Regions from separate parts of the Homo sapiens genome. Here region 2 is linked to region 1. Evidence: chromatin loops called from intact Hi-C (ENCODE). Cell type or tissue: PC-3. All regions are shown on one strand. Links, peaks and the distances in the headings refer to the core of each region. The heading gives the core; the rest is flanking DNA.

Evidence for each region. Hi-C counts contacts between places; a loop is a spot of excess contacts. Peaks named below come from ENCODE experiments on the same cell type or tissue, not always from the same donor. Only the 100,000 strongest peaks of a DNase experiment are listed, where the experiment ranks them.
Region 2: a loop joins it to region 1, with 6 times the contacts of the local background. A loop is called at or near these places in 10 of 110 quality-filtered maps.

Annotation. Positions count from the first base shown.
Region 1 is chr5:61,046,930-61,049,748 of GRCh38, forward strand. The region is part of intron 1 of NDUFAF2 (NADH:ubiquinone oxidoreductase complex assembly factor 2); the gene reads left to right. Among named protein-coding and RNA genes, the nearest start is that of NDUFAF2, 100 kb to the left of the region's middle. In PC-3, for the core only: no CTCF peak of the experiment used is centred there; a DNase peak (open chromatin) is centred at 1,792; H3K27ac peaks cover 1,918 bases.
Region 2 is chr5:60,959,102-60,961,920 of GRCh38, forward strand. All of the region lies in intron 1 of NDUFAF2 (NADH:ubiquinone oxidoreductase complex assembly factor 2), which reads left to right. Among named protein-coding and RNA genes, the nearest start is that of NDUFAF2, 15 kb to the left of the region's middle. In PC-3, for the core only: a CTCF peak has its summit at 1,717 (motif pointing left); no DNase peak of the experiment used is centred there.

The DNA.
Region 1 (2,819 bases), core at 245-2,744:
TCTCTTTTGATCTTTCTACCAGCTTTTCTGAAAGTTTCTTTGATCCTAAAATCACTACAGCTTTCTAGGCAGAAGAAGTATGGCTGCTCTACAGAGCGCTAGGGCTAATACGAATTTCAAGAGCATCAGGACTTACTCTTGCTCACCCCTCCCCTTCAGCAGCACAATGGCTAGGTCTTAAACATGATTTTAACTTTCTGTGGTCAAAACCTGACTTATGATGATTCTTCTACTTTCCCATCCCGAGAGTATTAATACAAACTGATAGTACAAAGCTAATACATATAATGCTTACTAAGTTCCAGATACTATTCTTGGCACTTTACATATAGTAACTAATTTCATCCTATGATCATATTTTATTATCCCTACTTTTTATATAGGATAACTGAGGCACAGGGAAGTTAAGTAACACTAAAGAATACAAGTTTCAGAGCCAGGTGGTCTGGCTCCAATATCTGCACCTAACCAATTGCCTTGCAGAGAAAAAAAAAAAGTTTAAGTTGATTTGTTTGTCAGCATTTGTCTGTCAGCTTAGCTAGTGTCAAAGCATTCCCAGGAAATATTAGCCATTTCTAGAGACTTGAGAGGCATTTGAGTTAGGGGCTGACCTCAGCAATTTCTGAACCAGCCATGGCTGTTCCCACTAGATGCACATTGCTCTTGGATCTCAGTGTTGTAACATCCATTATCTTCTTTCTGATGTTTCATGTTATTTAAACTGTGATGAGACTCTTGTCTTTATCTGGTAGGATTATAACCTGCCACAGAGCCCAAAAGTGAAAAAAAAAGAATCAACCCAGCTATTTCCAGAATCATATTTCATTCCAGTAAGGTTTCCTACTGAGATATTAAGGTCAGGAAAAGTAAAAAGAGTAAACTAGAGTATTTTGGTGATGCTGTATGTGCCTAGAGTTAAAGTGGCATTTATGCAAGGGTATATACTGTCATTACAGTGAAAGGAAAGCCTTTCTAGCCATTTATCAATGATTTTATAGTCCTTACTTCATGGCAGATGGAATAAAAGAACAAAGAAAGTTTACTTCCAAAGCAATTTAATAAACATGAAGTGAAAAAAATCAAGATAGACTTGTTTCTTTTCGCATTTCCCTCTCACAAGTGCCTTATTGACAAATGAATTCATTTCTTTTTCATATCACAAATTTAAGTGTGTCCCTGAATAACACCCAGCATCTAATACTTTTTTTAAGTTCTAATGTGTACTGGAACTGAGTTTGAAAATTCATTCCCTTGGCTGTTTCTTCCCTTTACAATTTGGAGAGTTTTGAAATTACCTTTGGATGGCTTTCACTGAGGAGATATGTTTGCTTGTTTATCTATTTTAAATCAAGAAAAAACAGATAAATATTCATATTATTTCTCGCTAACTAACTCAGTTGGCAAATTATTTTTTTATCCTGGGGTTAGTGCCTACTCACATTAAACTTTAAAAAGGAGATTGAGTTTAAAATGAGGCCACTCTTTAATCAGGTAGGATGCCTGGAACTATTTCAAAGGCATATATGGTTTTTGTTTTTATAGGAAGTGAAGAATGAGACATTAGAGTTATGAAATTAAGATTCTTGTTGAATAAGTAAATTTGCCTAAGGTTGGGGATAATGGAAGTGTGTAATGATTTGCATTGAGAGGTTAGTGTTGTCAGAAGCTATCTCCCAGGCAGCTTTCTTCAAGCCATTACACCTGGGCCAATAACCTTGTTTCCCAGTCTCAGCAAAGTTGATCTTAATCCTAACATCCAAATAAGAATTCTTCCTGTAACCTTTGTGGTTTTTTTCTTCAAGACATTTGAGTGAAGAACCACCATTCCTCTCTATGACTTAGATGTTACTCATCTTGTTGCTAGAAGGCAGTCAGGCAGTGGAAAATATCATCTTTGAGACCATACAAACATCATGGTTCTGACCTAAGTGGATTAAGATGGGTGATTGGAGAGGGGAGTGGTGGTAGAACCACATTCACAATGGGGCGCACTTTTTCAGGCTGCGTGGTTATGTCTCGTTGTTTTTGACACAAACATGCAAGGTAAACATGCATCTTCATCATCTGTTGGGGCCAAGGTATATTTTAAAAATCAATGTATAATAATGTCCAAAATTCAGTATATTATATTAGAGTTTTGTGTTCTTTTTATATATATAGAATTTTAGTTTGGCAATTTTAAGGATCAATTATATCCTTGTGGATAACAGCTGGTAATTATATACTATTTGAGTCAATATATTGATGTAACCTTTTATTAAAACTGTTATAAATAAGTCCCTAGAGTATGTAGTAATTTTTTATTAACCCAGCCTTACTTGGTACAAAGAGTTTTCTTTATTAAATATCTTTTTAAATCACAGGTAAAAGTTTTTAGTCCAAATAATTTAGGATCTCAAAAAGGACCAAAAAAGCCGTATAAGGAATAAGACACGGATTTTTACCCTCCGAAATTTGAAGAATTATCAGAACAGGGTTACAAAATCTGTAGTTTGTGAATTTTTATTTAGTTGTGGTAAAATACACATAACATAAAATTTACTATCTTAATCATTTCTTAGGCTGTAGTTCAGTGGTATTAAATATATTCACATTATTGTTCAACCAATCTCCAGAACTCTTTTTATCTTGCAAAGCTAAAACTCTGTATCTGTTAAACAACAAGTCTTCATTCTTCTTCTCCCCCACCATTCTGCTTTATGTGTTTATGAATTGAACTACTTTAAGTACCTCATGTAAGTAGAAACATAGTATTTGTCTTTTTTGTGTCTGGCTCATTTCACTTAGCATAATGTCCTCAGGTTCATCCATGTTATAGC
Region 2 (2,819 bases), core at 227-2,726, 88 kb before region 1:
AGTTAAGTAGTTATTAAGGATCAAAACAAATGAAATGGTCAGAATTATAAGTCAAGTCTCTTGTTTTTAGTAGCTATTGGAAGATCATGATATATAGCTCTTTTCAATGTGATATTTTCTCTTTAACATTTGGGAAATTATGAAGACATTTCAGATTTTTCCAGTAGATGGCAGAATTGTTTTAAACATTTTAGATTCACTGTTAAATTTTTTTTGAATTGATTTGAAGGAGTAATCATTTCTCTAAAATAACTGGATGTATTTTTTCTTCCAAATAAGCCCTGCACTACTGTTTTATAAACTAACTTTTAAGATAAAGATTTTTAAATGATAATATGGATCATTCCTAATCAGTAATGCACAATGATAGAAGTGGCAATTATATTTTGAAGAATGGATAAAAAAATTTTAAATCAAACATTTAGTTTTTTCAATAGTAAGTAACATTCTTTCTTTAGTTATCAGAGATCCAGAGGTCACATGATGTAATCATCACCATGGGCATCATCAGATTGATAGAATATCCTAAAATATTTTGATTTTAGCTAAAACATGCCTTCGGTTTAGTGATATCTATAAAAAGTTGAACTTACTTTAAAATACTTTGTTGACTATAAAATAGTAATTTAAAAGTTTTTATACAGGTTGTCTCAGAGTTGTTTGAAGGTTGGATTTTTAATTTTCTGATCTTCATTTTGAAATTTCATGTCTTATGTTTTCTTCTGAGACTATTTCAAATACTTACTGAATTCCCTTAGTTCGTGTGTATATGTGTTCATGTACTTAAATATTTAATTGTATTTTGTTGAGGGGAAACAAAAACCCTTCTCCCTTACTTATACAAATAGTACCACATCTGTGTCACACTTTCAAACAGAAAAACAGGAGGATGAAATGTGTTCACAGTCGTACCTGTCAGTTCTTTATGCTTTATGCTTATGAAGTTAAGGAACCTTAATCTTGAATTCTAGTTTTCCCTGCCATAGAAATATGAAACATTTTAACAGAAATGGAACTAATAATGGATGAGTGACTAAGCTGGGTTATGTTTCTAAGTGAGGTTGAAAATATTTCATGTAAGAGAAAAAGAGTTATTTGTCTCCTTTTGTTTTGAGGGTTTTGTAATTGCTTTATATTAAGAATAGTAGTGTCAATAATAACAATAATGAGAATTAGTATTTCTTAAATACTGTGTATAGGCACTATGCCTAGCATTTGTTGTGACTCGCTGTATTTGTTGAAGAATATAATAAATGAGGGAAAATAATATGTCTAGTGTTGATTTGTCAATATCACGTAGCTATGAAACTCAATTTGCATTCTTTTTGTGTAAAACCCAGTTTCTCTGCATCAGTGTAAATCACATGAAACTATTACTTTTCATACTCCCTCACTTTTCAAAGTACTACTCAGTTCAGCAGTTCCTTTCTGCTGCTGTTTGAAGACTTTGTAAGTGTGACTTACTCTGCAAGAGTTGTAAAAGTGAGTTGACAAGGTTGCTTTTGAGATTTTTCAATTGAATTGGGTTTGGTAGAGATAGTATCTTCAGAACTATATGTCAGACTTCACTGTTTGATTGTTTGAATAAATTTCCATTCTTATAAAATGAATTGGAAATGTACCTGATTTTTTTTAAAATTAGGTTTGTTATTTTTACACTTAAAAGGCTGTTTTTTTGCTTTTATCTTTATTTCCGTTTAGGTGACTGGTGCCTCCATCTTGTGGTCCAACTCACAAATTGCATCCTTTGCTAGAGATTGTGTTTACACTTTTTTTCCCCTCAGCTGAATAAATGACAGAAAATTATTTTCTGTTTTATTTATTAAAAATATAACTCCGATTAAGCATACATTACCTTCAAAGAGGACAGAAAGTGCTCAAAAGGGACCACCTAAAGCAACCTGTTCAAGGATGAAGTCTTGTAAAATAAATTATTATTGTTGATGGTAGTGGTGATGGATGATGGTGGTGGTAGTGGTGGTGGTGGTGGTGAATGAGAGAGAGGATGAAGTTCGATTTGCTCTTTATGTTGAAAAATGAAACTTAAAGTCTTCAGCAAAATTTACTGTATAACTTGGTCAGGCATGGTGGTTCACGCCTGTAATCCTAGCACTTTGGGAGGCCAAGGCGGGTGCATCACCTGAGGTCAGGAGTTCAAGATCAGCCAGGCCAACATGGTGAAACCCTATCTCTATTAAAAATACAAAAATTAGGCCGGGCACGGTGGCTCACGCCTGTAATCCCAGCACTTTGGGAGGCCAAGGCGGGTGGGTCACGAGGTCAGGAGATCGAGACCATCCTGGCTAACACAGTGAAACCCTGTCTCTACTAAAAATACAAAAAATTAGCCGGGCATGGTGGCGGGTGCCTGTAGTCCCAGCTACTCCGGAGGCTGAGGCAGGAGAATGGCGTGAACACGGGAGGCGGAACTTGCAGTGAGCCGAGATTGTGCCACTGCACTCCAGCCTGGGCGACAGAGCAAGACTCTGTCTCAAAAAAAAAAAAAAAAAAAAAATTAGCCAGACATGGTGGCAAATGCCTGTAATTCCAGCTACTCAGGAGGCTGAGACAGGAGAATCGCTTGAACCCAGGAGGCAGAGGTTGCAGTGAGCCGAGATTGTGCCACCACACTCTAGCCTGGGCAACAGAAGGAGACTCTGTCTCAAAAAAAAAAAAAAAAAAATTTACTATGTAATTGCAACCTTAGCTAATTATTAGAATTAAGAATGAATCAGTATCTGTGGTCCTACTTAGGAAGCTTTGGTAGCAGGATCGCTTGAGCTCAGGAGTTTGAGGTTACAGTTAACTATGATTGCATC